2 separate regions of the Homo sapiens genome follow, and region 1 is linked to region 2. Evidence: chromatin loops called from intact Hi-C (ENCODE). Cell type or tissue: breast epithelium. All regions are shown on one strand. Each heading gives the region's core, and the rest is flanking DNA. Links, peaks and the distances in the headings are about the cores only. Region 1 overlaps RBMS3 (RNA binding motif single stranded interacting protein 3). Region 2 overlaps RBMS3 (RNA binding motif single stranded interacting protein 3).

Region 1 (17,136 bases), core at 5,675-13,674, 90 kb before region 2:
AAAAAGAAACAAAACTCAAACTTGAGAGGGCTACAAAGGAAGTAGTGTCCTCAGGGTAAGTTAGGTAGTGATGGGAAACATGCAAATTAAAGCAATATGCAGTGATAGTTTATAACCCCTGAAGTAGCAAACATTATAACATGTAGGCCATTCATGCTGTTCACTCTGAAACTGGTTCATCCATTCTTCATTGGTACCATGCTAAATCGGTACAGCTTTTTTAAAGTCAGTATGGAAACAGCAATAAAGAGCATACAGTTGAAACTAGTTAGTCTGTTGAGAATATTTATTCAAATATGTTATCTAAACATATGTTTTAAATTATGTATCTACGTACAACTTTGAGCACTCTCGTTTTCCTTACTAGGAAAAAATATAGGAAGCATCCAAATTCTAGCTTATGGAGCATATACAACTGTTATGTAGCTGTTAAAATGGTAGTCATAAAGACTAGATTATGCCAAGCCTAGAAAAATGTTTATTATATGAAGTTAAATCAATATAAAGGGATATAAAATAATGTGTACACTGAACATGGAGCTATGTAAATATTTGAGAGTCAGGATCAGTGTGGTTATGACTGTGGTAGATCCAGGCTGCCTGGGTTGAACGCTGCCTCTTCGCTTAGTAGCTGTGTGACCTGTGGTAAATTAGTCAACTGCACTGTGCCTTCTGCAAGGTAAGAACATCAGCAAAGTAATAACAGAGCCTCACTCACAGTGTGTTGTGATGATTAACAAAGTTAATACATGGAAAATGTTTGACGATATCTCCTGTTACTTTTGTATAAAATACTGGCAATATCAAGCAAGACAAAAATGTTTGTTTTAACATGGTGGGCTTATGGGTGATATATTATTATTATTATTATCTTAACATTTCTCCAAATCTGTTCTGTTTTTTTGGGCAAGAAAAAAATACAGCTCTTGGAAAAATTAAGCTGGTTTTAATTATGTTTATATTTTGATTGTTCTTTCTATGGAACCTGAGTAACTCATGACTGTATGGTTCTTCGTTTTTGTAAAATAATTCCAGATGAAAATAGTGAAGAATTAGGAGAGAATAACATGTTTTGCTTTTTAAAATAATAGGCAGAGATTGAGTACTTCTTGACCATTGCTTTATTTAGGAAAGAAATTACAGGATGTGTGAGGTGCCTTTTTCAAACAAAATCATTAAGAGCATCAAGACTGTCGTCATTAGAGGACACAAATTGGATTTGGTCTTCTCTGTGACACTTGGTTTTGAATCCTTTGCAACTTTATCTCCAGGCAAAGGCTATACAATTAAATCTAAACATTATGAACTGAAGGATTTGTTTATTTTTATTTTTAAAGACATGATAGTAATTCAATTCTTCATTAGCTGTTACACGTACAGCATATTGTGTGTAAGTTAGTCTTTACCAAGGTATGAGAAAGTCCATGAACTTGTCTCCTTAGAGATAAAAAGAAAAGGTATAAAAATTAACCTAATGCATTAAACCAACAGAATTGAATCCTATTTTAGCATTTAAAAGAAAAGCTTTTATGCTCTCCTGAATCCCACCCACACCCTGTAAGTTAGGGACAGTAGTCAGGCCTAGGTAAGCTTACTCACTTTTTTATTCCGGAAGGGGTTATCAGGAACTTTCAACATAACCTCTCGTTTTCAAGATTATTCTTTCTTGGGTGGTGGCTGCATCAGCTTTCATTCCGTATAATATGACAACATACAACAAAGCAGTCACCATCAAGCCAAAATGACCAGAAATTGCTGAACAAAGCGAGTAACAGCTCCAGATGGGGAGTAATGAAAAACAGACCACAGTTCTCATTCAGATATTCAAACACAAGGACTAAATAAGAGCTATTGTACAAGACACAGAGATTTGCACTGCATTTTTTGCTTGTTTGGCTTTTGTTTTCCCCCATGTGTTTTCCTTCTGGATCAGTGTATTTGCTAAATTAAAAAGTCAGGGAAAATTAAATGAAAGCTATTGGAAACAAGGTGTAAATCTTAAAAGAATTCACTTGTCTATGCCTTCCTGCTTTTGAAGGTTGGTTTCCCTTTTCTCCCTGCACCCACCAGCCTTACCACCATCATATTTCCGACAGGCTATATGTTTAGAGTAGAGGGAATGAGTAATGGATATTCCGTAGAAAGTTTCCATGCCTATTAACCATAGGATATAAGAGTAGATAGAGTGTGCCAAACATACCAGCTCACTTCTGAGGGTTTGAAATACTCTCTTTTGCCTTTGTTGTCACAGGCTGGTTAAATTATATTTATGGAGCTTATGTTACCTTTGACATAACATTGAGCCCTTAAAATCAAAATTGGAGACAAGTATCCAAAAGTTCTGAAATCATCCATGAAGGATATTCATTCATTCATTCATTATTAAATAAAATCATAAATTGTTATTTCTTCTATAAGAGAAATAATTCTGCATATGACACTTATTTTATAGAGAGGATTTAGAGCCCATCTAGATTGTCTCAGAGAGTGGTGTGACTTTGTTACTGGACTGAATCCATTTAGCAGTTCTAAACTCACAATCATGTTATACATTTTGAAAGTATTTCTAGGTGAATAAATATTAGGCCATACACTTGGATGACTTTGGAATTCATCAATTTTATTTTACTTTTCTTGTTTATGCACTGATGGAATATTTATACATGTGAGGGAAATACATATTTCTTTCTTTTTTTTTTTTTTTTTTTTTGAGACATAGTCTTCTTCTGTCACCCAGGCTGGAGTGCAGTGGTGCGATCTTGGCTCACTGTAACCTCCACCTCCAGCAATTATTCTCCTGCCTCAGCCTCCCGAGTAGCTGGGATTACAGGTGCGCGCCACCATGCCCCATTAATTTTTTTTTGTATTTTTATTAGAGACAAGGTTTCACCATGTGGGCCAGGCTGGTTGAACTCCTGACCTCAAGTGATCCACTTGCCTCGGCCTCCCAAAATGCTGGGATTACAGGTGTGAGCCACTGCGCCCGGTCAGAAATACAGATTTCTGTGTTGAACCCCCTGAATCTGGAAGGAGGGCAGGATATTATATTTTGTTATATGTTTAGGTAGAGTAATTACAGGACATGAGGTATCCTTTACCTATGGATTAGTTTTAACAAGTGACACTGACATGCATTTGTGGTGAAATGTTTAAGTGGAACTATTTAACTCTGGCGGATAACAGACATTTCCAGGGCTGGTCCACATGGAAATCAAGCAAGTAAAGGAAGAAACCAACACCATGGAAAGCCTCTTTTCTAGTACCTTTATTTCTTGAAAGCAGTGGAAACTAAAATAAATGTTCTGTGAAATTTATGAGTGTGAGGAATTACATTTTGAGAAGAATAATCACCTCCACCAGGTGGGCTCACAGTCTATTGAGCAAGAAGCTCATGAGAAGCAAAATGGCTTGAAAAACACATTTATTCAATTTTCATATAATGGGATTAGGTATACCCCGCCCACATCAAAAAAAAAAAAAAAAAAGAAAAAAAGAAAAGACAAAAAAAAGTTATATTTTAAATTATATTTCTCTTTGGAATATGAAGTGTGTAATATTTCCCTAGCCTTTTTTTGTGAATTTTACTCTAATCTACTCTAGTATTAAGTTTACCACCAGTCATAGGTCATCAATATATAAACTTGAAGGTTTGCTTTATTTGATTTTGATATTGGCTTTTGTTTTCATTTCAGAAAAGGTTAGCATATGCAGGAACTTTGGAACCTTCATTAGTGCATCAAGTTTACTCAGAATTGTCCTGTAGGTACATTTTACGTAGAATTTTTATCCTGTGACTCTTTTAAGAAAATACCAATTTTTCTTGTCTTACAGCCAAGTTCGGAAAGAATATCCACTTTGATGGTAAATGGTCTTTATTTGTTGTCTACAACCCAACCAGACAACTACAACTAAAGGCAATACTTCTGCCAAAAATTAGCTTTCCAAACTTATTATTTCCAATATCAGGATATTAATTATGTTATGATTATTTAGTGTTAACTTTGAGAAGTCCTTGATATAAATGTAAAACAAAATAGGTATTTATGTTTTGGAAGTCATACAGCTACACGTTTTTCAGCAGGTTTTATAGCTATATATTTACTCAGCATTTGCTTGTAATCACTTAATATACATATTAGACAAAAGTAAAATTATCCACTAACATGAAATATAACATCAGCATTGCTGTTTTAAGCATCAACTTGTGTTCAATAGCCTTTAGTATTGTAACCTACTTCCCTAATGCTTTTGTACATGCAGAACGTGCAGAAATGATTTTATTGGGAAAACTTTTTTTTTTTTCTTGTTTTTTGAGACAGAGTCTCACTCTGTCACCCAGGCTAGAGTCTCGGCTCACTGCAACCTCCGCCTCCCGGGTTCAAGTGATTCTCCTGCCTTAGCCTCTCAGGTAGCTGGGACTACAGGCGCATTCTACCATGCCTGGCTAATTTTTTGTATTTTTAGTAGAGACGGGGTTTCACTGTATTAGCCAGGATGGTGTTGATGTCCTGACATCATGATCCGCCCGCCTCAACCTCCCAAATTGCTGGGATTACAGGCATGAGCCACTGCGCCTAGCCTGGGAAAACATTTTTAAAATAATTGTTGAGGAATATAAAACAGCTTAAAAATAAAATGATAGAGTTACATTACTTTCACCCGTAAACCGAATGTTACTTTTACTAATCCATGTTATCTGACTAAACAGAAACTGTCGTCCAGGTATTCTGTTTGCTTCCTTGCTCCTGTCTTTCACTTCCCTATTTTAAGAATTTGACTCATGTCGATAAACATAAAATGCTCTCTCTTCCTACCTCTAGTAGTCTATGTAAATTATTGCTTCCAAAAGTCACCTTCTCAAAAAGTCCTCCAAGACTCTACTCATCCTATCTAAACACCTTTACAAAACCACTTCCTTTGGGCACCATCTGTGTGCAAAGATCTAAGGATACCCCATCTCTCATCTCTCATGCTTTTATGATTAGTTTGTGTCCTTCCTCTAGATTATAAACTCCCTGGGACCCAGGTAGTTAGGATTATTGCCGAAGTATTGAGGATGCAGGACAGTTCTGAGTAGTCACTTAGATCCCAGTGCTTTACCTCTGTCTCTGAGACCCTTTGATGTTATATCAATGGAAAGCACAAGCTTGGCCAGGTATGTGTTCCATAGGCCTGTACAGACAGGAAGAGTACCAAAGACATACAGATGCATATGTTTCTCAGAGTTATTCTCTAAAAGTATTCATTTTTTTTTTTTTTTTTTTTTTTTTTTTTTTTTTTTTGGGAGACAGAGTCTTGCTCTGTTGCCCAGGCTGGAGTGCAGTGGTGCGATCTCAGTTCACCGCAACCTCCGCCTCCCGGGTTCAAACGATTCTCCTGCCTCAGCCTCCCAAGTAGCTGGGATTACAGTCATGCACCACCATGCCCAGCTCATTTTTGTATTTTTAGTAGAGACAGGGTTTCACCATGTTAACCTGGCTGGTCTCGAACTCCTGACCTCAGGTGATCCACCTGCCTCGGCCTCCCAAAGTGCTGGGATTACAGGCGTGAACCACTGAGGCCGGCCAAAAGTATTCATTCTTAATTCAGAGTACTTATTTTGTTAATGTGGAGTTATTCTTTTTAATGGTTTAAAGCTATTTTTGTTCATTAATGATTTTATTAATACATGGCAAATTGTATATACTAATGTATATTTAAAATGATATACAAAATATAATAATGTATAATGCACAAATATGATATATGTGTGTATTCAGTTCACTAAAATTTATGTAAACTTGTAATACTATGTAAATAACCTTTTAAATATAAAAAAGACACAGTTCTTCAAAAATTTTCTAATTGAAGTCTATACCAAGAAATTCTCTAAGTTATGATCTTAGTTTCCTTGGACAAGGCACATAACATCTCTGAACATCTGTTTTTCAACTGTCAAGTGAGGTTATCTACACCTGCAATACAAAGGTATTTTCAGAACTACATGGAACCATGTTTGTTATATGCCGGGCACATACATCAGGCAAATGTTTCTATGGCCTTGGACTTGGATACCTTCTAGGAACCAACTTGTTTAGAGCTTGTATGTAACTTACATAATTTAATGCCATTCTGAGTACATTTTAACTGTAAGAAATGTGTGTTTTATGAATTGACTTGTGTTTATTGAGATTAGCTTCGTTAATAGCAAAAAGTATAAGTACTTAAAGGATGTCTTAAAGGTATGAAAGATACCTTTTGGTGTTGGCTATATGATAGCTTCAAGATTTTTTAGGGCCTATAAACCTGGTGTGTTTGAGATAAAGCAAATTCCATCGCAGTGACAGGTGATGGAATTCATTCTAGTTGAGTTGTATAGGTTCTGGGAAAAAAATTTTCTTTGTTCACTCCTTTGTTATGCTATTCACTCTGTAATATTGTTTTACAAGTTTAAAGGAAAAAAATGCCTAAAGATTCTTGACTCCTTAGTTTTTTAAACTATGGTAAAAGCATCTAACATTTAAGGCATGGTCAATCATCATTTGCTTTGGTGCTAGCCATTGTTCTTATTATTAGTTAATCATATTGATTCTAAATAGCTATTCTTTTTCCTTCCCTTTAGTAAAGAAAAGAGAACTCTGGGGTATGAAAGAGAAAAACTCATGTACATAGCTGAAAAACAAAACAAAACAAAACAAGCTACAAAAACCTAAATAGAGTTTGAAAGGTGAATGTACCACTTGATATGCTTCTTCAAAGGACTATAAGTGAGCTCAGATGCCTGCTTATCTATAAAATATTGGCAATATAAGTACTTTAATATGATCATTTTAGAAACAGGTATAATTTTCTCCTTGAGTTGTGGAATAAGAGAAAATTACAAAGTTTTCATTTAATTTCTACTTCTCTTAAGAAAAGGGCAGTTTATTTTCACTGCTAGGCATACAGATAGACCTATTGGTCATTCAGCGGACACCAGCCCTGAATTAGCAGAAACCTGTATCATAAAGCATATTTGGAACACTTTTTCTATGCCACTTTTAAAAACACAATTTCTTTCGATAAACAATAGGAAGCTTAAGCTGCAGATATCACAGCTGTTCATATTCTCAGATCTCGTCCACAATTCAAACAGCAGCAGCTGAAACAAACGATTTTAGGGAAGCAACTGTCAAAAAACACACTGGGCCTTGGGCTTAAGGGTAGTGTGAAAAATAACCATATTTGAGATATACTGAATGAAATCATGTGGTGAAATTCCACGGGAAATATAAAGCACATTGGAATTTATGTCTTTGGGACACATGCTGCAATAGATAAACCAAAAACTGTAGCTTTTAATCAATGAGAAGGATTTTCTTTTTTTTTTTTTGTAAAAAAGAAGAATTACATAAGGTAGAATTTGTAGGCTCATTAAAAAAAATAGTATTAAGACACTGTGGCATAAAATTTTCTCAATCTTCCCATACATTCTTTTGAATGACGAGGGGTTCAAAGTGAGAAAATTCCTAATTTCACATCTAAGATATAAGGAAATTATTGGTAATACTATTTCTTTTTATAGGGAAGCAGATGATAAAATTGAGAATATGACAAGAGGACAACTTAACAAGTCAAAGATTCCCGTATAGAAAATAGAAATTTTCTCAGTCTATCTCAATTTCTGGCTATTGTTTTGAACCAAATAAGAATAACTCCAAGTGAAATATAAATATATATATATAATTTTATTATATATACATATATTTACATATTTATTCTACATATATAGTCATGTATTACATAATGATGTTTTGGTCATCGACAAAACTCATATATGACAGTTGTCCCATAGGATTATACCATGTTTTTACTGTACCTTTTCTATGTTTAGATATACAAATACTTATGATTGTGTTACCATTGCCTACAGTATTCAGTATTGCAATATGCGGTACAGGTTTGTAGCCTAGGAGTAATATGCTATACCATACAGCCTAGGTGTATAGTAGGCTATACCATCTACATTTGTGTAAGTAAACTGTGGTGTTTGCACAATAATGAAATCACCTAAGGACACATTTCTCAGAATGTATTCCCATTGTTAAGTGATGCATGACTGTATATAATTACATGTGTATGTCAGTACATCTGTGTGTGTGTGTGTGTGTGTGTGTATCACAGGGACAAAACATTTATGAGGTATTTTTATTCAAAGAGAGTTTAAAAATTGTTATATAAAGATTTACCTAAAAGTTTATATTTTAGTTTAATAAAATGTAAAAAGGAATCTTGAAATGAAATCCCCATAGTTCTTTGTAATTAAGCATCTGCTATGTTACATAAACCGAAAAGTCCTGGGGAAGTTGTTCTGCCTTAGGGAGTTGTCAGGTTCTTTGTGGTTGTCTGCTGTTGTGAGAAGTAATTTAAGATAAGTAAGAACAAGTTAACACTGCATATACAATTATCTAATAAAAGCTTGTTCAAGCATTGATATCATGTGTATATGTTTAAAATCTCCATGAAAGTTTAACACGTCCACTTTGTATTTGCCACATATTATGTCTTATTAATATGGACTATTAGTACAACTAAGTACATTCCTTTATGGTGTCCAGGTCAGTCTATATTTCCACTCTGTGCGTCTTTCAAAAGTTACTAGTTTAGAGCCAACCCTTTGTCTCTGTTTACTGTTGCAGACATTTTAAAAAATTCATATAAAATATATCTTTCCAGATAAGATGGTTCCAGTTTACAAGTGATCTTCTGTAGACAATAGAAAGCCAGTATCACACGTAAATTTGTGAAAACATCCGACGCTGTTGCAAGCCCGAGGTTAATTTATCCGTTTTAGGAGGAAGACTTACGGTGCTTCTGTTAACCGCAGCCATTTGTTGCATCAAGGGTCAGCCCTATCTGCATTAGCATTTACCAACATCTCTATCTTTTGTTTCCTGTCTGAGTTTACTTAAATATGGAAGGTAAACTCTTCAACCTATCTCCCATCAGCCTATCAACCAACCAATCAGTGGACCAAATAAAACAGACTAAAGAACCAATACCCAAACTCAAAACATAAACATAAAAATACTCAAAAAAGAGGGGAAAGTCAATCCTAAGGGGAGGGATCATGAATGGTGTCTTTGGCTTGCTTGCCCAGGAGAGACGCCCTACTTAACAGTGAGCAGAAAATGAGTAAACGAAGAGCTGTGTAGTCCTCAGAAAAATGGTTCGCGGTAGTTATGGTGTCAGAGATATATTTATACTAACATACTCTGCAGCTCAGCCCCATGAGCATACTGAGTCTAGAAGTCTCTTAGAACATTCCTGTAATTCATCAGAAGGGCAAATTTGTCTAGGGAAGGAATTTTGTTTGGCTACAATACTGTTAAAAGTATTTAAATTAGAATGCCTTTTAGCGGGACCTAAACTATCCTTTATTTTCTTAAAACCAGCCCGCTTCACTCATTTGTATACCTGCTTGGCCATTGAAGACATGTGCATCTTCAACTTTCAATAGCCTATACCATTGTTGAATGGACATCAAGTAACTAACAAAATTATTATTATTCGCATTTTACTCATGAGGAAACAAACCAGGAGATGCTGTGAAATGTGTCAAACATCAAATGGTCATCCAAACCTAAGTCTGTCTAACTCCCAAAGCATAGGTCTCTCCACTGTTTCACTCTTTCTCCCATAAAATAATCCCAATAAGTAAGACTAGAAGTAAATGATCCTGGATGTTTTTAATGACAATTAGACACAAGCACAATGTTTTGAGTTCGCATAAAGGCAGACAATTTGATAGAAACATGTAGTAGTTCTTATTCTCCCACTTCCATCCCACTATAAACAGTATCGATTAGGGGTTCTAGTTCTGTTTGTCACTGAATATAGATATAAAAACATGGAGCTGGCACTATGAAAGCACATGTTCCTTTTGAAAATATTTTGATCATTTTGTTCCATTTAAAATCATTTTCCTTTTTTATATTTTGAGAATGGTTTTCTGCTAACTTCAATTTTGCACTTATGTTGGCAAATGTCTAGCTTTCTATCTAGGTTAACTTTAAAGTGAGCTGCAGTTAAATAAATTTTAAGTGGGAAAATAGCCTCAGAATTATTGTGGTAGAAAGACAAGGTGCAGCTGATACTTTCTCTTACTCTCAGGACTCAGAATGAGCCATGTGCTTCTTTAAAGGGCCTATGTGGTCGTTTCAGAGCAAATGCTCTCTTTCATCTTATTTAAGTTCTGTTTGGCTTGCCTCCCATATTTGCTCAGTGGGGATAAGGTTAAGACCTCTGAGGAGGCCACTCTATCCCAATTACTTACCCAGTCTCTTTTCTTTTCTTCAAATAGCTTGCGTGTAGTTGTGGAGAATGTTTGGGGGTCATTATCTTCTTGATGGATGAATCCAGAGATAAACAAACATTTTCTATTTGAATTCTAAAGGTATGATAAAGTTTAATCCAAAGACTTTTATGTTTTGAATTCATCCAGGCACCAATTCTTGCAGCAAAACATCCAAACGCCTGCTAAGGCCAATTATTTCTTTTGAAATCTGGTTTTTCTCAGAAAGTTCTTCCCCCATCCACGTAGTTTCCTATTGTCTCAAGTTGCCCTCCAGCCTCTAATTCTTACCGAGATTTACCTTGTCATTCATTCCCTTCTGTCCTTTACGGAAATGTTAAGCATCTGTGCTCAGTTTTTTTCAACAGCTATATTCAAGCACATGCTTTATTTCCTCGTACTCACTCTAGATTCCCCTGTCCAAGTTTGAGTCTGAATTTTTACAGTGTTTAGATTCTAACTACATTTCTTTCTTGCCTAGTTCCTGAGTGGTCTTTCTCTGGCCTGACATTCTACTTCCAGGCACCAATCCTAATATAACTGGATCCTGCTTTGGGAACTGTAAGGAGGATTGTTTTACTTCTCCAACACCATTGTCTGTGTTAATTTTGCTGATAGGATTTTTATAGGAAGCAGCATAACAGCAAGGCAGTCATTTCATATTTGTAACCAAAATCAAGTAATTCTCAGGTAGACCACAGATGTATTTTTTCCTGCTTCTTTGAAGCTGAAGATCGTTTGCAATAGGTGCCTATAAAGTACCTCTGCAGTGGAAAAAATAACATCCTATGTGGCATGGCATCCCTGTTCCTCCATGGAAACCACAGTTAGTTTTGACATTGCCAGAATTTTTGAATTTTGGGGAGAAGCTATGGGGAAAAAATGTAAAGGCTTTCTCATCTGGATTTAACTCGAGTTAAAGCATTACCTGAAGCTCTGTGCGGCCTTGTTTGGGCTTTGTTCTCTAAACAGTTTGTAGATGATTGTGTTCAGAATTCCCAGCCCACATTAGCTAACTGCACACATGTGGAAACACAGAGAGGCTATGACCTTTAGATCCACTCCAGAAATACAAACTTGGTCTCTAAGTTTAGAGAGGAAATTCTTCCCTCTCACTAGCCAGGATCTGGGACTGATGTTTTGCCCAGGTCACACATATGTCTGAGCCGTGCCAGTTAGTAGGGGAAAAAAATGACCTCTTGGGTAATTTGTACGTCATGAAGACTTGGCTCTGTCTTGGTCCAGGGAGCAGCAGCTCATTTAAAGTGCACAGGACCTTATGAGTTTTAGGGGGCCACAAAACATGAACCCAAATAAAGTGGAAATTTGTGATGATTGGTCTATGAGAAGGCAACCATAAAAATAATTTAAGAGGCAGTGAGCAGGCCTCTTGCCTTTTTTTCTGTCTGATTTATTTATTTATAAAATTTTAATTGGAAAATTAAAAATTAAAAAAGGTTCTGAAGGTAGATTCCATTTCTTGGCTATTGTGAATAATTACTACTATGAACAAGCAAGTGCAGATATCTCTTTGGCATACTGATTCTATTCCCTTCAGATGTGTACCCAGTAGTGGGATTGCTGGATGATATGGTAGTTCTATTTTTAATTTTTTGAGAAACCTCTATACTGTTTTCTCTAATGGCTATACTAATTTACATTCCCACCAAGAATGTGCAAGGATTCCCTTTTCTCCACATCCTCATCAACATTTATCTTTCATCTTTTTCCTAATAGCCATTCTAACAGGTGTGAGTTGATAGCTCATTGTGGATTTAATTTGTGTTTCTCTGATGACTAGTCATGGTGAGCATGTTTTCATATACCTGTCGGCTCTTTGTATGTCTTCTTTTGAGAAATATCTATTCAGGTCCTTTGCCTATTTTTAAAATTAGGATATTGAATTGATATATGTTAACCCCTTATTAGATCTATGGTTTGCAAATACTTCCTCCCGTATCAGACATATGTTATGTCTTCACCATGTTGATTGTTTCCTTGGCTGTGTTTTTCAGTTTGATGTAGTCCCATTCATCCATTTTCACTTTTGTTTCCTGTGCTTTTAGTGTCATGTCCAATAAATAAGTGACCAGACCAATGTCACAGAGCTTTTCGGCTGTGTTTTCTTCTAGTAGTTTTATAGTTTCAGGTCTTATATTTACATTTTTAATCCCTTTTGAGTTGATTTTTGTATGTAGTATGAAATAAAGGTCTAATTTCATTCTTCTGCTTGTGGACATCTAGCTGTCCCAACAATATTTATTGAATAGACTGTCCTTTTGCTCTTGTGTATTCTCAGTACCTTTGTCAAAACTCAATTGACTGTAATCACATGGATTTGTTTCTGGGATCTCTATTCTGTTCCACTGATCTATGTAATAGTTTTTATGCCAGTACCATACTCTGTTTATTATTGTAGCTTTGTAGTGTATTTTGAAGTCATGTAGTGTGATGCCTTCAATTTTGTTTTTTTTTTTTGTTGTTTGTTTGTTTGTTTTTACTCAAGATAGCTTTGGCTGTTTGAGGAATACTGTGGTTCCATATGAATTTTAGGACTTTTTTTTATTTCTGTGAAAAATGTTATTGGAATTTTTATATCAATCACATTTAATCTGTAGATTGCTTTGGGTAGTATGGGCATCTTAATAGTATTCTTCTAATCAATGAACGTGAGACATGTTTCCATTTATTTGTGTATTCTTCAATTTCTTTTATCAATTTTGGATCTTTTTTTAATGTACAGGCCTTTCATCTCCTTGGTTAAATTTAATTTTAAGTATTTGATATTTTTGTAGTGATGGTAAATGGGATTTTAAAAATTGCATTTTTGGCTATTCATTGTTAAGTGTACTTAACATATATTACTATATTGTATGTTGATTTTTTATCCAGCAATTTTACTGAATTTGTTTATTAGTTCCAATAGTTTTTTGGTGGAATTTTTTAGGCTACATTATAGATAAAATCATGTTACTTACAAACAAGGATAATTTAACTTCTTCCTTTCCATTTTGAATGCCCTTTATTTCTTTTTCTTGCTTAATTGTTCTCGCTAGGGGACGTCCAGTAATATGTTCAATAGAAGTGGTAAGAGTGGGAATCCTTGTCTTGTTCCTAATCTCAGAAAAGAAAAATTTCAACTTTCCCTCATTGAATGAGATATTAGCTATGGTCCATCATATATGTCCTTTCAGGTATTGAGATACATTCCTTCTATACCTAATTTGTTGAGATTTTTTATCATGAAAGGGGATTGGATTTTGTAAAATAATTTTTCTGCAACTATTGAGATTATCATATGGTTTTTGTCCTTCATTCTGTTAAGGTGATTTATCATATTTATAGATTTATGTATGTTGAACCACCTTTACATCACTGGAATAAATTGCACTTGATCATGGTGAATGCTTCTTTTAATGTGATGTTAAATTTGACTTGCTAGTATTTTGTTGAGGTTATTTACATCTATGTTCATCAGGGATATTCGCCTGTAATATTCTTCTCTTGCAGTGTTCTTGTCAGGCTTTGATGACAGGAAAATGCTGGCCCTATAAAATGTATTTAAAAGTATTCCCTCTGCTGCAATTTTTTGGAAGTCTTGTTTGAAAAGTATTAGTATCGGTTCTTCTTTAAATGTTTGTTAACAGTGAAATCATCAGGTCCCGGACTTTTCTTTCATGGGAAAAATGTTATTACTGTTTCAATCTCCTTGTTATTGGTCTGTTCAGATTTTCCATTACTTCATGGTTTAGTCTTGGTTTTTATGTTTTAGTTTTATGTGTCTAAGAATGTATCCATTTTTTCTAAGTTATCCAATTTGTTGGTATATAATTGTTCATAGAAGTCTCCTATGATCCTTTGTATTTTTGGTATCAGCTATAATATCTCCTCTTTCATTTCTGATATTATTTGAGTCTTCTTTCTTTTTGTTCTTTGTTGGTCTAGCTAAAGGTTTGTCAATTTTGTTTGTTTAAAAAAAAAAAACTCTTGGTTTTGTTGACCTTTTCTATTGTTTTTCTAGTTCTGCTTCACTTATTTCTGCTCTGATCTTTGTTTTTTTTTATTCTGCTAACTTTGGCCTTAATTTCTCTTTCTTTTTCTGATTCCTTGAAGTTTAACATTAGGATATCTCTTTACTATCAGCTGTATTTAAAAAAAAATGAGGTTCTTTTATGACCTCATTTCAAGAGTCAATAAACTTTCCATACTCTTTAGGTACATACACTAGATTATGTAATTTTTTTCTACAGAAATAATGTTTTAGGAATAGAAAAATTATACACATGAATGCAACCTTTGCTTTGTATTCCTGAAAACTTGGAAATAACCTAATATGCACAAATAGAAATGGCTAAACTCTGGTTAAAACTATAGAGTATTTTATAATTATGTAAAGGAAAAATTGTTAAGACTCTGAGGCAGCATGGAAACCTAGCTATAGTATGATATTAATTGCGAAAAAAAAAGACAAATCTATGTATGCTCTGCTAATAACTAGGTCAAAATGTGAAGTATGATGGCTTCTGACAATGTTTTTACTTGATATGTGTAATTATCAGTTGACATGTCTCTCTCCTCTGCACTGTGACTTCTTTGATGGGGAGAGCATATTTTTCCATATGTGCAAAAACAAGACCTAGCACATAATATGAGCTAATAAATATTTCTGAATTAACCCTTGAAAAGGTAGCAAAAAAATAAAATTATATAATTGTATCCATGATCTGACCACAATTCTCTAAACATAATGCATTTAGAAGGCAAAGGTCTAAAGGAATTGTATAGAAGTGATTACAAGGGTTCTTGTGTGGTGAGGTATTGATTTTTCAATGTTCATTATATGTTTAAAAAATTCTCCTATCTATAATAGAAAACAACAATAATGACTAAAGTAGTATTAGCACAATTTAGCAATACTGAGATGCAAGAAAAACTCATTTTTTCAATAATGAGAAAATATGAAGATTCATATTGTCATTAAAATTCAATTATATATGTGAAATTTTGAATCTCTGTTATTTGGAATGAGATGTCAAGAAAGAGAAACTTCTAACTACTAATCATAATATAAGGCCTCTCGTCATCTGGCTTGTTCTCTCCTCTCTAACACCAGAAATAGTGTACATTTGTATAATATAATCTATTTTTTCCCCATATCTCCTTCTTTTTTAATTATTATACTTTAAGTTCTGGGGTACATGTGCAGAATGCACAGGTTTGTTACATAGGTATACATGTGCCATGGTGGTTTGCTGCACCCACGAACCCATCATCTACATTAGGTATTTCTCCTAATGCTATACCTCCCCTATCCCTCCACTTGCCAACAGGCCCCAGTGTGTGATATTCCCCTCCCTGTGTCCATGCGTTCTCATTGTTCAGCTCCCACTTATGAGTGAGGACATGCAGTGTTTGGTTTTCTGTTCTTGTGTTAGTTTGCTGAGAATAATGGTTTCCAGCTTCATCCATGTCCCTGCAAAGGACATGAACTCATTCCTTTTGTGGCTGCTTAGTATTCCATGGTGTATATATGCCAAATTTTCTTTATCCAGTCTATCATTGATGGGCATTTGGGCTGGTTTCAAGTCTTTGCTACTGTGAATAGTGCTGCAGTAAACATACGTGCGCTTTTTTTTTATAGTAGAATGATTTTTAATCCTTTCGGTATATACCCAGTTACGGGATTACTGGGTCAAATGGTATTTCTGGTTCTAGATCCTTGAGAAATCACCACACTGTCTTCCACAATTGTTGAACTAATTTACACTCCCACCAACAGTGTAAAACCGTTCCTATTTCTCCACATCCTCTCCAGCATCTGTTGTTTCCTGACTTTTTAATGATCGCCATTCTAACTGGCGCGAGATGGTATCTCATGGTGGTTTTGATTTGCATTTCTCTAATGACCAGTGATGATGAGCTTTTCTTCATGTGTTTGTTGGCTGCATAAATGTCTTCTTTTAAGAAGTGTCTGTTCATATCCTTTGCCCACTTTTGATGGGGTTGGTTTTTTTTTTTGTAAGTTTGTTTAAGTTCTTTGTAGATTCTAGATATTAGCCTTTTGTCAGGTGGGTAGATTGCAAAATATAACTCTTGAGTGTAGGGAGTATTCACATTCTACTCCATGTGAATAGCATCTCTAGAATTATACAATGAGCAACCTATGTGGCCATAGTGATGGCTCTGGTCAATTCTTATCTCTTACCACATATCCAACCAACCATACCTAATTATTTACATGCCACATGGAAAAATACTTTGGTGCCTGTTCTCTTTGCCTGTAACGTAACAAGCACCCCACATTTACTAATAATGACTAATATATAGTGAGCATTTTCTATGTACATAAATTATTCTAAGAGTTTTACATATATGATAGCAGTTTTTTCAAATTGATATAATTATTGTCTTCATTTTCTAGGTGAAAGAGACAAGGAACTTGCCTAAGTTGCCATAACATGAAATAGCAGATTTGGGATATAAATTCAGGTCTGCTTTGTTTTAAAGCCTGGGTATTTAATGTCTCACATGTCATCCCTCTTTTATGCTGCCTGTGTGCTCTTCCTTGACTTGCGAGACTCAGCTGATAAATTCCTCAAAGCTTTCCCTGTGCCTTCCACGCTAGCCCAAGCTGCCTTTGGTATCCTTCCTCTATATCCCTTAATACAAGTCTGTTCTCCCAAAAGTATACCCAGAATTTAGCAAGCTGTGTATAATCAGTGATTTTTCTTTATTCATGTTTCACTTAAACTATGGGCTTATCAAGAGTGAGAATTGTACACCTATTCAGAACAACAACAAAGGACTGTATCGTATTCATTTCT
Region 2 (17,136 bases), core at 6,178-14,177:
AATGAAATTTCAAATGGATTGTCACGCAGTGGTTCAACTGAATGGCAAAGGTCTCAGGGAAGATGTTGCCAGCAAATGCACTAAAGGAAACAAATAAGAACCATCTGGACACTACTATTCTTTGTAGAATTCCATTATAGATAGATAGATAGATAGATAGATAGATAGATAGATAGATAGATACACACACACATACATACAGTTTTTTCTCTACAGTCACCAGGCTTGTAGTGCAATAAAAATAGCAAAACTTTAAATTAACACACAGGGTTTAAAACATTTCAGGAAAGCATTGATTATATCTGCCAATGGAATGAGTGTATTTGGCAAATGACCTAATTATCACAGAGCTGGTTCTTTCTCATTGCTCTACTTCCCGCTAATTGCAGAACTGCTGGCCTTCTCCCCCTGACAAGGAAGAAAAACAAGGACAGGAGTGTGTGGAGAAAACAGTGACATTCAGTTTTAATTCATTTGAACCTGCTGCCAAGCTTAATTATGTAATTGAGAGAGTGAGACGGGTGGGCTTACAGCCACTTGGGCCAGAGTTTCTGATGGTTAGCATTTGCCAGTGTTGTGTTGAGGATTTTAGCAGTTACCGGAAAGCATTATTAGCTGAAGCTGAACTAATCTCCCTTACCCTTCTCCTCACCAGATGTAGGTACAGAGGTTGCTGTTCCCAGACTTGATTATTTGTCATTAAGGAAAACAAATTGAAAGCAAATTAAAGTGGCTTTATTCCTTGCTAAATCCATCATTATTCTTTAGGGGCAGTCTCCTATTTCATTTTGCTTTCTTCTGATTGTGATGTAGTATCTGCTGTCATGTAAAACTCAGTAATGCAATGTTTATTTCTAGAATGGGAGTATTTTTCAGGGTTACTTGAGACATTTTTACATAAACTTCTATTGTAACTAGTGAAAGTGTGTATATATGAAAAACACATAATTTGGTGAGATATTTCTGATTTGGTAGCTTATCCCCTATTTTTAATTTTATTTATGAAGCCTTTATCCCCCTTGGCTTGGAACCATCAATACAGATATTTTGTACAAAAGGGCCAACCTCTCTCTCCTCGCTGGCAGAATGACTCTTTATAAGTACGCTTTTTTCAAAGTTTAGCCAGAACATCCCTGATTCAGAGAACTCTCAGGGTGTCTCCTACCCTCACAGAAATGTCCTCCGTTCAGATTGAAGTTTAGTCCTGGAGGTCAACATCTTGATTTTGTAATATCCTGTGTACCATGTGGGGGTGGAAAGGAGGAGAAGAAGCCAGAGAGAAGGCACGCTAGACTAAAGGGTGGGAGCCATAAAATAAGAGGCTGCCTGCTGGGTGGCAGCATGGCTGAAACAGAACCATGACCACTTAGCATTATGTGTTCTTTATAGCCCAACAGTATTAATAGACACTTTTATCAGTTAATCCCCATCATAATTCCATGAAGTAAGTTAACATTTTTTAAACGTGCTTTCCATTTATTTTCACAAATATTTATTAAGCATAGGCTAGATGTTAGGTACAGTCCCAGTACCTGGGGTAATACAATGAAACAACACCTGGTAATGGAGAGTGCTCTTTTTTCTTCCAGGTACAATGGGTGAAGGGGAGGATCCTTGTCTGGCGAAGGGCAACACTTTCATGAAGTTTCTAGATACGCCCACCCTTCTACTCTCTCAGGAATGTTATTCTATAAATTATCCACTTGTCCTCCTGTAGTTTTAATCTATTTTCTGCTTGATCTTTCCTATCAATATTCAACATTCAAAAATGCCAAGAACAGTATCTGTCCTGTAGAAAGTGGTCAATAATGATTTGTTGAATAATTTACATGAATACTCAGCAGTTTCCTACCCTAGCTTCACACTGGAATCAGGTGGGAAATAGACACACACACACACACAGACAACCATAGCATCTCCTATCTTAAAGCAAACAAACAGAAACAACTCAGTTGACCTTAGATCCCCTGCTAGCTAAATCTGTTTCTTAATTCTTCTTCCCAGCCAAGATAACTGCAAAGAGGCCTGTAAATCCTCCTCCTCATCTTGCTCATACTCTTCAACTACTCCAGCAGACTTCAATCCCCATCACTTGCCTAAAGCAAATCATGATAGTGACATCATGTTTCTAAAGACACTGGGCATCTTGAAGCTATCTTCTTGCTCAAACTCTCAGTAGCATTTCACATAATTGATCTCTCCCTCCTCAGAATACTTTCTTACCTTGGATTTGAGACATCTGATTCCCTTTTCATTTCCTTCTTCCTCTCTGACTCTCCAGCTTTCTTTGCAGTCTTTTCTTCTTATGTAATGCCTAAATGCTGAAGTTGTTTGAGTTCTAATCCTGGACCTATTTCTTTTATACTTACTCTGGGCATTTTTGACTATTTCCTATTAATAACATCTATATCTTTGTGCTGTTGTCCTCCTATATTTCCAATTTCATCTCCATTTCTGAGCACCAAACTAATATATCCAGCTGCGATTTGACATTTCTATTTAGATGTCTCGGGCATTTCTGACTCAACATGTCTCAGACCAATAATTAGATTTTCCTTCTCCCCTGCTGGTTCTTCCTTGAGTCTTCCCATTTCAATAAATTACATATCCACTCACCCAGTGGCTTATGGCAAAAACAAAACCAACCAAACAAACAAAACCAGTGGTAATCCTTGTCTATGTCTTTATGTCTTCCTTCTTTCCAGTTCAGTCAATCCATTTACAAAGCCCTGTTAATTCTGCCTCCAAAATATAACTCAAAGCATCCATTTCACCCTATTTCATTGCCAGCTGCCTTTCCTCTGGAATGTTGCAATAGCCCCTAAGTCATCTCCTGATCCCATTCTAGCTTCCCAGCTCCCCCGCAACATTGCAATCTCAATTTAAAAATGCAGATCATTTCACACCACTGCTTCTTTAAAACTTTCAATAGTGAACAATCAAAAATTAAAATCTATATTATATGCTGTCATTTACTTTCAAGGAAGATCTGCAATTTTGTAATTATATATTCATTTGTATGGTTATTTGTTCTTATCCATCTCCCAACTCAACTATTAGTTGCATGCATGGGAACTGAGGTTTTCTCCCACCACTATATACCCTTTGCTTAGTGCAGTGCCTGAAATAGAACTTTATTATTGAATGAATAAATAAGCCGATGAACGGATGAGGAAGATTGGCCAACGTGTAAGGTACAAGGTGGTTCCCATGTCAATCTCATCTTAACTCATCAACTGCTCCATTGACAAATGTACGATTAAATGAGCTCAATTAAATTATCTTATATGGAATTGTTTTATTCCATGCCATTTAAGGAATTTTCAAGAATTGAGTCCTTTCTCTGATGGGCTTCAGAGGCTACTAGCATAGTTTACAACGTAGGGATATAAAGCAATTCATGGTATGGTGTATTTGAAAGGACACATGCAGACTTTACTTCAAATCCTGGATCTGCTCAATGAGTGGCTTGTGATTCTTGTCAAGTTGGATCACCTTACCCTAACCTCAGTTTCTTCATGTGTATAATGGCACGAAGCCAGTAGTACCTGATGTTATTATGACTTCACCAAGTGCCAATGTGTCAACTACCTAGCACAGCAACCGACATGTGAGAGATGACATCCAGATTATAGTTTTGCTTTCTTCTCCCCTTGACCCTATTTCTTGACTATTACTTCCACTTTTTTTTTCTATCTTACTCATCTTACTGGGTAGTAATACTTACATTACCCATTTAGTTTGATTTTGTAGGGAGAGAAGAATTAGCAGTACTTACAGAACAGGCTTCCTTTTGGATTAGAAATACAAACTTCACAGCTTCTCTGCCCAGCTTTTCAAGAGCATTTTACAGTACACTGCTGTGTAACAAGTTCATTTTACGATAACATGCTGGGAGGGAGAAAAAGAAGACGAGATTCGAGGGGAAAAAATTAAAAAGTTAATTAAAAGAAACAACTTCGTAATTGGATTCCCTTGCACTCTTCTTTGGTTATTTTGGGGTGAGAGGAGGTGTCACAGTACACCTCCTTAGTAGGTTAGTAGGTTTGCTTCAGTGGCTCACCTCAAAACTTCTAAATGAGATAAGTATAAGAATACAGATGATTCCCTGCCTGACAGATGAGAAGAAGTATAGGATACATATGGTGAGCTTGTTAAGCATGCCAAACAAAGCTGTCCTTATACTCACTCTTGAGCATTTATATTTCAAAATATTCTTGGCAGTTAACATTACTGTTAGGCTAAGCCTTGGACTATTAGCTAGCTTAAGGACATACAAAATGGACTTTTCATTGATGCCGTTTTACTATTTCTTTGCTTTCACCATATATAGACATCCACACAAGCACACAATCAGAATAGCATAGGAAACTCATATACCCTTTTCAGACTGTACACTAGAAACAAATAAGCAACATAGTATTTCTTATTTTTAAAAGAAACATGAATATTTATGTATTTAATCATTCTTTTTCACAGATCTGTACGAGTCAAAATAATTTAAGATGCTATCATTGAGATAGACAAGATAATGGAAGAGCATGGGCTTAGTAATCAAATGGAACTAGGTTTTAAACCCTCTCATCCACAATATTTACTTATTCATGAAGTCAACATGTATTTATTGAATGCCTACTGTGTGCCAAGCACTACTGCAGTTGCTGATAACCTTTTGCGAGTTCTTATCATGGTTTTTGTTAACATCAATATTTGAGGTTTTGAAAATTAACTTTAGGGAGAGAATTTTCTATATTTTCCAGCACTTTGTGTACCTCACTTTTGCCATAATCCATGAAGAAAGAACACGGTTAAACAGTCTATTATCTTACTCACCAAATTAGGTTAAATTGGGTTACTGATTCTACACCCAATCTCCAAAACAATGGCTAGAAAATAAGAGTTACTATTTTATGTCTAGAGACATTATGATGTTATCTCTCCCAAAGCATTAAGGACCACTAATCTAAGAGCCTAATGTTCAACCAGGGTAATATGTCAGAAGAAATGAATGCAAGTCTATCTGTAAACTTGTACTTCATCAGTGAAGATAGAGATTCAGCTTTTTGTGAATATTAACAAGGGGATTTTGTGTTTTCACAGGTTATGGTTTTGTAGATTTTGACAGTCCTGCAGCCGCACAGAAAGCGGTAGCATCTCTCAAGGCAAATGGCGTGCAGGCACAGATGGCTAAGGTAAGATTGATGTTTAGGGGTGTTTTTTTTTTTTTTTTTTTTTTGTGTGTGTGTGTGTGTGTGTGTGTGTGTGAAAGAGAGAGAGAGAGATCAGGAGGAAGGAAGAAGGAGAGATTAAATATTTCTCCTTTGCTCTGAGCTCACTCAAACGTGGAGTTTGCAACAATTTGGTTTATATTTTCTTGTTAGGGAAAGTAAGAAACTCCACATTAGGTTTGGCTTAGGAGAATCTGTCTGGCTTATTTCATTGTTTCTTTGCCTATATTTATTATTGTATCTTTTGTTATGGTAACCTCATTAGAGACTTAAGGACACTCGTGAAGTGCTCTGTTCTGCTTGAGAAAGATGGGGTGTGTCTGTGTGTATGTGTCTTGGACTTCTACTGGTAAACAGTTTTAGAGTAGTAGAATTATCAGCAACTTGTCTTTGATAAACTGTGTGCTAAAAAAAGTGTGTGTTCTCTTAGCTGGGGAGAGCTGATTGTTGAATGATGGGGTTGTCTGATCTGTGCAGGGAAATGAGTTTAACTGAAGTGTACCGTGTCTGTACTGCTAGAATTTCACTTTGGCCTTTATATGTAGAGTTTTCTAAGATACTTTTAGGTATTAATAATTTTCAATAATTAAGTATCATTAAATAGAATATGTATTCTAGAACCTTCTACCTGAAACTGTAATGTATTTTATTATCTAAGAAAATAAGTTAAATTATTTACAATCCTTTTGTGTCCTGATTGCAGTGGTGGTTACAAGAATCTATACCTGATAAAGTAACGTAGAACTATATATACATATTGCGCCAATGTCAGTTCCCTGGTTTTGATATAATCATATAAAATGTAAAATTTGTAGAAACCTCATGAAGGGTACATAGGCTCTCTCTGTACTATCTTTGCAATGTCTTATAAATCTATAAATATTTCTAGCTAAAAAGTCAAAACAATTGTTTATAACATGGATGCTTATTAGATGTCTGCTTTAAAATGATGGCCATTTAGGATTTATTCACCTGCATCCTAAGTCTTTAAATATTCTTTCTGATTGATAATAGTGAACTTATTTATCTCTAGATTCTATAAATTTTAGGTGGAATGGCCAACAGACCTTGAAATCCTGATCTAATGTATTCATGCTCTGCTCGTGTATACATTTAAGTATTCCCATAAGAGTTGAGTGATAGAATGATAAGGTAGTCAGATTTTCAGTTATTTAGATTTTGTTGAGATTGCTAACATTATTTGATAACATTTTCCAATTTTGACCTCAAATAACTAGAGGTAAGATATTTGGTTTCTTCATCTTCAGTTGTCTTCTAGTGAACTGATACAGACCATATCTGTTAACCTTTTGTTGCAAGTCACTTCCCATATAGATTACTTTGGTGAACTCATTGTCCTTTATGACACATGACTAGTTGTTCAAGGCAGAATAAATTTGAATTCTTTCAGCTGTGTAATGTATTCTTCATCAAGATTATGCCTAGAAGCTTTGGATTTTTTTCATGGACTAAGATTGATGAAGTTAGCATTTTTAATTAATAAGGAAATTATATACATGTCTTGGTTTAAAGGTTACTTGGCAAAGAGTCAATGGCATTAAGTAGTGACTTCCTATACCCACAAAACAAATGATGAAATGTAGCTGTTAGGTATATGTAAAATAAGTAACTTGAATCTGGACTGAAAGTAACACCTACTTCCAAGAAAATGAATAGAAAAATGCTTAACGAAAAAGTTGTTATTGGAATTTCTTGATCTATTCCATTGGTAAACTCCCAAATCTGGAAGTTAGCAGATTGTAGCACTTTAGAAGTAATGAAAACAGCATGCATAATCTCCACCATTTCAAATGTCCTCAGAATATGTATAGTTAGTTGTTAGATAAAAACCACTGCCATCTTGTGTAACAGGAAAAGAAAGTTGACACTGATTTTATAACTACTGGGGAACCATTATGAATATTTTCCCTCAGTTTCCCAGCATTCTGCTGCACTGAGAATCCCTCTTTCTCTCTCTCTCTTACCCACTCCCCCGCACCCTCTGACTCTTTCATTCTCTCTCTCTAATCACTGATATCTCACCTAGTCAGAAGGCTATTTGATTTGGGGAAATATTTTAAAGACCTCCTAAAACGATTATTTTTCCTAGCCAGCATTTTGGCCATTGGCTCACGCCCACTGTACAAAAAATGAGATTCCAATTGGAATGTTTAAAGTCACTTTTATTTCTGTAGTCTGCTCAAAGATTTTACCTTATTAATTCTGCTGCCTGTGAAGTTAATTCTTATTCTCTTAGCTTTAGACTCATATCTGCCTACTGGAAAACTTTCAGCAATGAATGACTCTGTAATTTAACTATCTATAAGAAAATAAATAGGCTCCCTTTGAGAATAAAATAGGACAAGCTTGACCACCACTGTATTAGCAGATTTCTCACTGAGCTATTGGATTTCATGGCATTTTCCTCCTTTGTCCTGGTGATAACTATTATTTATTATCATATAAACCTGCAGTCTGCTGGGTGTGTGAAACTTGCACTATATTTTTGGCCATTTAAGTATCTACTGAATCACCTCTTGCATCCTTGTTCTTATCAATATCCTACTATGCAGGTTGTGGTGTCACATTTAGTGACTCCAGCATTTTAAAATAAAAATATTACCAACACTCTAGTTTCCCAATAGTAACCTTCAGCTAACATAAAACTCTCCAAGTGAATTGTCTTATTTAGCTAGCTTATTCCAGTGTGTGCATATGGAAAATCCAACTGATTTGTCAACCAATAGCAAGTTACCCAGGAAGTGGTAATTGATTAATAATGAATTACCATTAACGGAGATGAACATTTTTCTGTATACTTACTGTTCTGCCACAAAGGAGTTTATTTATTTTTTTTTGGTATCAAAAGTCATGTTTCTTTTAGGAAATCAGATTCAGAATATTTTAGTAATACATAGTGGTTAGGAGCATAGATTTGGAGAGAAGTAAACTTGGCCTTGAATCCTGGCTCTGGTACCACCTGGCTGTGTGACCTTGGCTAAGTTACTTAAATATCTCTGAACTTCTCTAATAATAACTCTTAGGTTAGAGAACTGCTGTGAGAATTTTAAAAAATACATTAAGTATTTAGCATAGAGCCTAGATCATAGTAAGAATTTAGTAAATGTTAGTTATTCAATAAATATTGTTATACATTTAATTCAAATTTGCTACTAAACCTTCTATAAATCATAATACATGTTTTAAATGTGTTATTCCAAATTATTTTCTTTAAAATATATAATAAGTAGCATCAGTCAGCAAACATTTTTTATTGCCTACTCTGTCTAGGCAGGGTACTGAATATTGGAGAATGAAGATTGAATAAAAAATTCTTTTTTTTTCTGAATGTTTAACACTTATTCTATCTCCTGAATTGCTACAGCTCCAGACTATGAATTTTGGCTGTTACTGTTCTTGGCAACTTCAGGATATAGAGAAAAAACTTATTGGCCAAGGAATATGTGTCTCTATAAGCATGAAAAAAAGTGAAGAAATCCCTGCTAACAATAAGTTAACTTGCAGATATTTATTTTACTCAGTAGGAAGAAGGCCATAGATAGACAGCAGAGGCCAATTCTTTGGGGTGCCATCAAGGATCAAGGCAGCTCTGCCATCTTTTATCCCTGGCTTTTATGTCACACATTTATAAGATGGCTTCTAAAGTTCCAGCTCTTGTATCCACAGTTAATCCAGGAAAAAGAGAAAAAAGCAAATAGATGAAGGAGCAGTATGGCTGATTTTGTCCTTTTAAAGGTTTTTCCAGAATCTCAAATCAGCAATTTGTGCTTACAACTCAAAAGCCAAAACTGAGTCATATGATTTCCCGCTTTCTTGTAAGAGAGTATGAAATGATGAGTGTTTCGACTTCTTTGCCTCTGCAAGCAGAGAAAATTAATAATAGTCCATCCCCTTGGCTATCCAGCATCCATGACATCAATAAAGGTGACATGCATACATACATTTTAGGTGGCATGCATTAATTCTTTCCCAAAAAGAACCCACCTCAAAGCTGTGATTGCATCTGGTGACTCGGTTATCTCCAACAGGCCCATGGCTCCTCCTCATAGCTCAGCAAGTCATACCTTTAAAAGAGAAGTTATCTGTCTGAATTCCCGCAATGTAGAATGACATAGAAACAACAGGATACATGCACTTAAAGGAAAATGACTATTTAGGAAAGGAGAAAATGGGAAGCAAGCCTAAATTATTGATCTCAAATACATATCAAATCCTGCTAGGTGGAAATAGAATTCTTGAGTTGTCAGTGCAATAAGTTCCTTGGTTATCCAATCACATAACCCCTGATTCTGTCATCCAGAGGGATCTTACTTGCCCCTTATTCTCTGTGGCCTCATTGAGGCCTCGCTGGAGAACTGCACAGCTTTGGAGGCTTTTCCTGGATATATTTAGAAACACTAGAATGGGTCTACATATTAAACAGTCATGAATTATTACCAGCCAGTCCTTGAGTAATCTCAGGCTTAACAGACATCTTTCTTATTTGCTTTCTGTCGATTCCAAATATGAGTAAACACAGTATATCTTATTCTAGAGGAAATGTCCGCAGAAAAGAAGTCACTCCCTCTCAGGGCCTTCAGATAAGACTTCATCAGGTGTACTACCAGACTGCCATTACAGTTCCCAAAGGTGATTCATTTCCAGTGGGATTTGTAGAGTAAATCTCAGTTAAGCAATCACAAAAGAGACTAAGTGTCCCAGAGGATGTCAAGTAGCTTGAAAGGCATAATGTAAAAATATTATATCTACCATGGCAGAAAACCAGATTGAGACCAGAGGAAAGGACTTCACTTATAAATCAATGACCTTGACAGTAGTTGTCTTCGAAAAAAAAATAAAAAAAACCAGTGGATTTTTTACTTGACATATAAAAAGATGAAAAGTCAAAATCAAGGAATATACAAAAGAAAATATTTTAAATTCAAACACACATACACACACACACACACACAATGAATTTACAAAATATATCACCACAGTGAAGCCATATCAGTTATATTCCAGTAGAAGACTTTTAGTTAATTAAGGAAGGGTGTATAATTTACAAGAAAAAACCAAACAACCTCATAAAAAAAGTGGGTGAAGGATATGAACAGACACTTCTCAAAAGAAGACTTTTATGCAGCCAACAGACACATGAAAAAATGCTCATTATCACTGGCCATCAGAGAAATGCAAATCAAAACCACAGTGAGATACCATCTCACACCAGTTAGAATGGCAATTATTAAAAAGTCAGGAAACAACAGGTGCTGGAGAGGATGTGGAGAAATAGGAACTCTTTTACACTGTTGGTGAGACTGTAAACTAGTTCAACCATTGTGGCAGACAGTGTGGTGATTCCTCAAGGATCTAGAAATAGAAATACCATTTGACCCAGTGATCCCATTACTGGGTATATACCCAAAGGATTATAAATCATGCTGCTATGAAGACACATGCACACATATCTTTATTGCGGCACTATTCATAATAGCAAAGACTTGGAACCAACCCAAATGTCCATCGATGATAGACTGGATTAAGAAAATATGGCACATATACACCATGGAATACTATGCAGCCATAAAAAAGGATGAGTTCATGTCCTTTGTAGGGACATGGATGAAGCTGGAAACCATCATTCTCAGCAAACTATCGCAAGGACAAAAAACCAAACACCGCATGTTCTCACTCATAGGTGGGAATTGAACAATGAGAACACTTGGACACAGGAAGGGGAACATCACACACTGGGGCCTGTCATGGGATTGGGGGAGGGGGGAGGGGGGAGGGAAAGCATTAGGATATATAGCTAATGTAAATGACGAGTTAATGGGTGCAACACACGAACATGGCACATGTATACATATGTAACAAACCTGCACGTTGTGCACATGTACCCTAGAACTTAAAGTATAATAAAAAAAGGAAGGGTGTATTCAATAGAATATTCTAGACCATTTTACCAAAGTGCAACTATTGGCCTCATAATGTGGCTTGTCTACCAAAGCTACTCTTCTGAATGCACAGGTATATGACAGGCATTGTCAGCCACACTCCTGTAGTATAAGATCGTATTAGTAGTTTTTGTTTTTATCATTCCTAGGTAAAGCAGAAGAAACAGGCTATTTGCTATTTATTGGTCACTACAGTGGGATGGAGCCTCCTGGTAAACATAGAGGCTTCTCAAGGGCTCCCTATGTAGGAAGGAAAGAGGCATTGTTCCAGGGTAACTTGAGCAGGCGATTCGAGAGTTGTTTCCTGAGACTGGGTGGGAAACAATCAATACTTTATATAGTGATGGACAAGGGCTATCTGGGGATGCTAATGTTCCTAGAATAATGTCCATGTCTTTTTGTTTGTTTGTTTTGCAATAAGATCAAAGGATCAGAAATCCCTATATGCTATCATTTGTTTGTATCCCATTTTTCCCCCATGGGGACAAGGGCTGTAGGCTCAAACTGAAGCAGGAATCTCTCATTCTCCTACTTTCGCAACACATTTATGTTGAACACCTGCTATCCACAAGGATTGTTCTACATGCTACAGACATAGCACTGAGCCAAACAAAGTTTCATGAAGTTCACATAGGGTATTACAAAAAGTAACTGTTATACAAAGAGATATAATTTATTAGATTGTAACAATTGGTTTGAAGAAAATTAAAACCAGTTACAGTTACAAAATAGGAGATGGAGATGGTGGTTAAATAGGATATGGAGATGGTAGTATTTTAGGTACAATGGTCAGGAAAAGCCTTTCTAATCACGTGACATTTGAACATGTATCTAAAAGAAATGAGAGGAGAAAACTATACTTATATTTAAGCAATAGTTATGAAAAATTTCTATAGTAATTTAAAATAGACCAGACTCTTTAGTGAGATAGCATCTTTGGGTTTTATTATTGTCTATATCCTGCATCTTCATAACAATAGAAGAGTTGCATAAACTACCATCATTTCCCCCCTTTTTTGTGGGAGTTGTCTGGTTTCAAGTCATCCTAATATTGCACTGTTTGGAATTTTTTTTTCATGTGAGTCAAATTCTAATTGATCAGTAAATTTTTATTTCAACACTTACCTTCTTCAAATCGTGTTGTTCTATTGTTGTACCAGTGGGTGTAAGAATATGACAAGACACCTTCCTCTACAGTTGTGGAATGCACTTTAAATAACTGTGATTCCAAAGAAAATCATTCTGATGTTGCTTTTAACATAGTTCATTACTCTTGAATGACTGATGCAATGTAATGTAAACCTTGCTCTATCTCATTTCCTAAAATGAATATTTGTATCATTTGCTCCTGTGGGATACATCTTCAACAGACAGATCTCTCTAAAAATATATAAGTATTATTTTTCTCATGATTGAAAATTTTAAAATTTTCTGTAAAAGAAATACTTACTGGCTGGTCTTTTACATGTCTATAAAATATTTGTGAATATCTGCTTTGTTGGCTATGTCAATTTGGCTCAGTTTTTTTCCTGATCCAAATGCTGAATGCAGGGATTCAAAACTCAATATTGAAATTGTCAGGGTTGATCTTAATCCTATTCATTAATTATTTGAAGTTTTTGAAGCAGACTCATCTAAAGTTAAATATTTGTATTAGCTTATATCGAATGATTTCCATAATCTGCCTGTGGGTACTACCCTCTGCTTTTGCAAGGACTCTACTATGTCATCTTAAGTGAAACAGTGCATATGTATACTAGTAAAATTCTCTGCTTTCCTAGCATTGGACAAAAACAAAAATCAACAAAAGAATTGCCTCAGTGTCTTAAACTGGGATCCCTACTAGTTGACTAGGCACTTAGTTACTGAAGGATATGTGTGGAATTCAAGTTCTTTTCAACCTATAAGAAATATCGGCCAGGTGCAGTGGCTCACGCCTGTAATCCCAGCACTTTGGGAGGCCGAGGCAGGAGGATCACAAGGTCAGGATTTCAAGACCAGCCTGGCCAACATAGTGAAATCCTGTCTCTACTAAAAATACAAAAAAATTAGCTGGGCGTGGTGGTGGGGACCTGTAATCCCAGCTACTCGGGAGGCTGAGGCAGGAGAATCACTTCAACCCGGGAGGTGGAGGTTGCAGTGAACCAAGATCGCACCATTGCACTCCAGCCTGGGCGACAGTGTAAGAGTCAGTCTAAAAAAAAAAAAAAAAAAGAAAAGAAAGAAAGAAAAGAAACATCAACACTTTCAAACTTTCATCCTGCCTCTTTGAAGAGAATGTGTCCACAAGCTGATCTGAGTCAATTACTCATTTCTGGATGTACTGTTGAGAAAACCAAATAATGAATAGTCTTCATTCATGGCTTTAATAATTTGTTCTTAAAGTTGAAAGGAAAAGGTATTTTCTCTAAACACCATTGTTGTCCATGGGGTGTGCCTAACTAAAAGTACTGCTTTGTCCCACGTAGATTCTGATCCCACTGAAAAAGACAAAGAAGTATGTCAAAATAAGAAAACTATTGGTTGTATGACTGCTGGTGTTACATTAGGAAAATGTGACTTAGGTTTGTGAGGAAAATGAATCTTTCAATAGCGAATGTCAAAATTTGGTTTAGCCATTCAGTCACAGGGAGTGCCGGACAACCATGTGTCTCCCCACCCATGGATGAGATCTTTACTTCTTATGATACTAGGAGGAAATAGTGAATGTGCTCTCTATTGGCAGTTAGATCCCAAGGACAAGGGAGAGAGCAATGAGCCACGCTTGCTGAGCTCTTGCTCTCAAACTCACAAGACCGGTGAGTTATTATTTCTCCCATTTGGAAGTATTATGTAAGTGGACAAGTAAGAGAAGGACCAGGAGTGTTACACCACTATCTTTCCATAAGAAAGTAGAAGCAATGGAAGCTTTCCTGGACCCAACTATGTAACCAACTATAATTGGCTTTCCTGCTTTCCTGGCCCCAACTTTTAACCAACTATAATTGCTTTCTGCATTTTATTTTTATACTGTACTCTAAAAATGATTGGATGAATTGGAATGGTGGAATTATATAATATATGAATTATGCTAAATGGTTGAACATTTTAACACTGAGAAAACTACAGACTACCGAGGTTCACGGTCCACCTTCTGTTTCTGTGTAATTTACTTCTGGTGTGCTCTGAGATGCTCTTCAAGTCCTTTAACTATATCTATTCTGCAAAAAGGCAAGGAGACAGACAAACGGATGCAGGGAATAAAGGAGATTATTTCTTGAACATCAGCCTTAATGCTGGTGAATAGGTTAAGTGCTTTTATAATTATTATCTCATTTAATTCTTACTAGGGTCCTTGGAGGTAGGTATTATTATTCCAATTGTACAGGTGAAAAAATAGGAGATGTCCCACATTCACTAAGATAGTCAAGTGGTCTTGAACCCAAGCCTTTCTGGTTCCAAAGCCTTATTCTTTCCAAGGAGATCATAAGTCTGTTAATGCTGTTTTCTAGTCTCTTCAGCGGAGCTTGGCTTTTGAATTTCTGAAACGGAATAACAGACTGGATAAAATTATTAAATCAGTGAACTGCAGAATCTATTAGAGTCCCTGATATACATAGTGGGGCTTCATGAATCTTTGTGGAATTAATGAATATGGGAATGAACAAATGAATAATCAGTACTGGTTATATTTTAATGGTTTTCAATTCTGATAAATTTTTGTGACCTCAAACTGAATTTTGCACAGAAATAGTCCTTTAATTCACTATCCTAATGAATTATTCAGAACCTAATTCCTGAGCTCACAAACAATGGTTCAATTTAATCCTTCTAACTATTGACTGGTGGAATGGGACAAGATGGACATCTTTGTTTCTTCAGAAAATAGATGACAAGAATTTGGAAATGAAGACCAATAACTCTTATATTTTAGAAGTCTTAAAGAAATTGGGTATACACTTGCATATATTTACATGTGTATGCACACATATACATTCCCAAAATACATGTTTTTTTAAAGATGTTTAATTATCACAGGTAGCTATAATTTTTCCATGGAATAACACAATAACTAAAACATGTTTGATAGTTCCTCAGCACATCTGACTTTTATTGAAAGTGAAACCTAAAGATAAGTAATAAACAAACTTGAATGATAGGCCTCTGTGATCTCTGGTTTTGTGTGCATGCTATATTTATTACACTATGATGTGTATCACTTGGACACTTGTGAGAGCTGTTCACAAATGCATACAGTGGACACACAAAAACAAAACAGAAATGTGAGTGTTGTGAAAAAGAAGGCAGCATACTCAGTTTAATCCTCTTTTCCCACCGTGTCCAGGACACACTTTTTAACTGCTATTTGAATGACTTAACCACACCGTGAAACTTAGAGTCTGCTGGCTAAATCAGTGGGAGTTGACATTCCAACATCTGTAAGCACATTAACTCCTTCTTCATATCTAAGAAGTATTCCAAACTTAAGAGAATATTCAACTTTAGAAAATGGTAAAATTCAAAACAAAACCAGACTTTTTTTCCCTATTGAAATGGATTTTTTTTTCACTTTTCTGTGAAAGGACATTAGCAATATCATACCTTTCTATAAAGGAAATAAAGTTTTAAATGACGCAATATTAAGAGCTCATTTTTTCATACTCATGAATTACTTTTAGCCTAAGGATCCATTTGGAAATTATATTCACATATCAAAGATAAACTGTCTTCCCTGGTGTTCATATTTAAGGTAACTGAACAAAGTTGCTTGATGAGACCAGCACAAAATGAATTTTACTCTTTTCTGATTCAAAGGTAAATTTCTTGTAAGATGATAGACATTACTGAAATCATCACCGTTAAAAAATATAAATCACACTCCATGAGAAGAATGACATATTACTTGTGGACGAACACTTACCAGTGTATTGTTAGATATCTGGTTTCGGAAATATCCATAGTTAGACATTAATGTAAGAAATGTCACTACCTTATAAAGACACAATATCAAACAAAGTTAAGTTTATTGGATACCAGAATGCAGCACACAGAAGTCTGTGTTTTAAATTCCCAGAAAATATTGATTTGCTAATGTAACATCATTAAAACTGTGTACCCAGCTTCTGGCTTTATATATTCCCGAGGAAGCCACTCCCAATTTCCCCATGAAATATGCAAAAATACAGTAAAGAATGATCAACAACTACCCTTGAAAGACCAAGGTTAATAGGCAACGGATTTCCAGAAAGACTCAAGGATTTTATAATTACTGAGACAATCTTAGAGCAAAATTGAGATTCTTAATATCTCTTTAGTCTATACTTAATTATTTTATACAAAAGTCCTGTTTTTCTTATTCTCTCTCCCTTACTTAACTTCTAGAAGATAAGATTACACACAAACACACAAACAAATACATATCAACCATATCATATTGTCAAATATAGGCATCTGATATTGCATTCATTCCTGCTGAGTATGATTCATTTGAGGAGGTGCCTTCATCATCTTTTTTATTTTTCTCTTCTTCTGTCTCCCCACCTCCGTCTAAGAGCCATCAGATCAGAGTCTCTAAGAGCACAATCTGAGAATGTGTATTTTAAAAACATTTCTCCTATAATACCTAATGCTTAACTGTATTTTTTATAAACTTAGATTTTTTTTTAAAAGGAACAAAAACCTACAAGGAGGAAGCCAGCTTCAGTGCAAATTCAGTAGGGCAAAATGAAGAAACATTAAGCTAAGGAGCAAAGAGAACTAAGTGAAGTGAAGTATTAGAAAGAATAAAAATTGTGCAGTAACAGAACTAAATTCCATATTGGTGATAGTCGGGGCAGAATTGACACCACAGAAAATCAAATTAATGTCTTAAAGAACTGATTAAAGAAGCTTTCCCAGTATGCAGGAAAATAAAGGTCAAATTATCAAAAGAATGAGAGAAAACATGGCAAGCATGGTGGGCAGAGAGT

Evidence for each region. Peaks named below come from ENCODE experiments on the same cell type or tissue, not always from the same donor. Only the 100,000 strongest peaks of a DNase experiment are listed, where the experiment ranks them.
Region 1: it touches region 2 in a loop (12-fold over the local background); 1 of 110 quality-filtered maps calls a loop at or near these places.

The regions. Positions count from the first base shown.
Region 1 is chr3:29,492,729-29,509,864 of GRCh38, forward strand. The region is part of intron 3 of RBMS3 (RNA binding motif single stranded interacting protein 3); the gene reads left to right. Among named protein-coding and RNA genes, the nearest start is that of RBMS3-AS2, 140 kb to the right of the region's middle. In breast epithelium, for the core only: no CTCF peak of the experiment used is centred there; no DNase peak of the experiment used is centred there; H3K27ac peaks cover 1,456 bases.
Region 2 is chr3:29,582,014-29,599,149 of GRCh38, forward strand. RBMS3 (RNA binding motif single stranded interacting protein 3) reads left to right here. Exons shown (of 15, transcript NM_001003793.3): 4 at 5,101-5,192. Among named protein-coding and RNA genes, the nearest start is that of RBMS3-AS2, 52 kb to the right of the region's middle. In breast epithelium, for the core only: no CTCF peak of the experiment used is centred there; no DNase peak of the experiment used is centred there.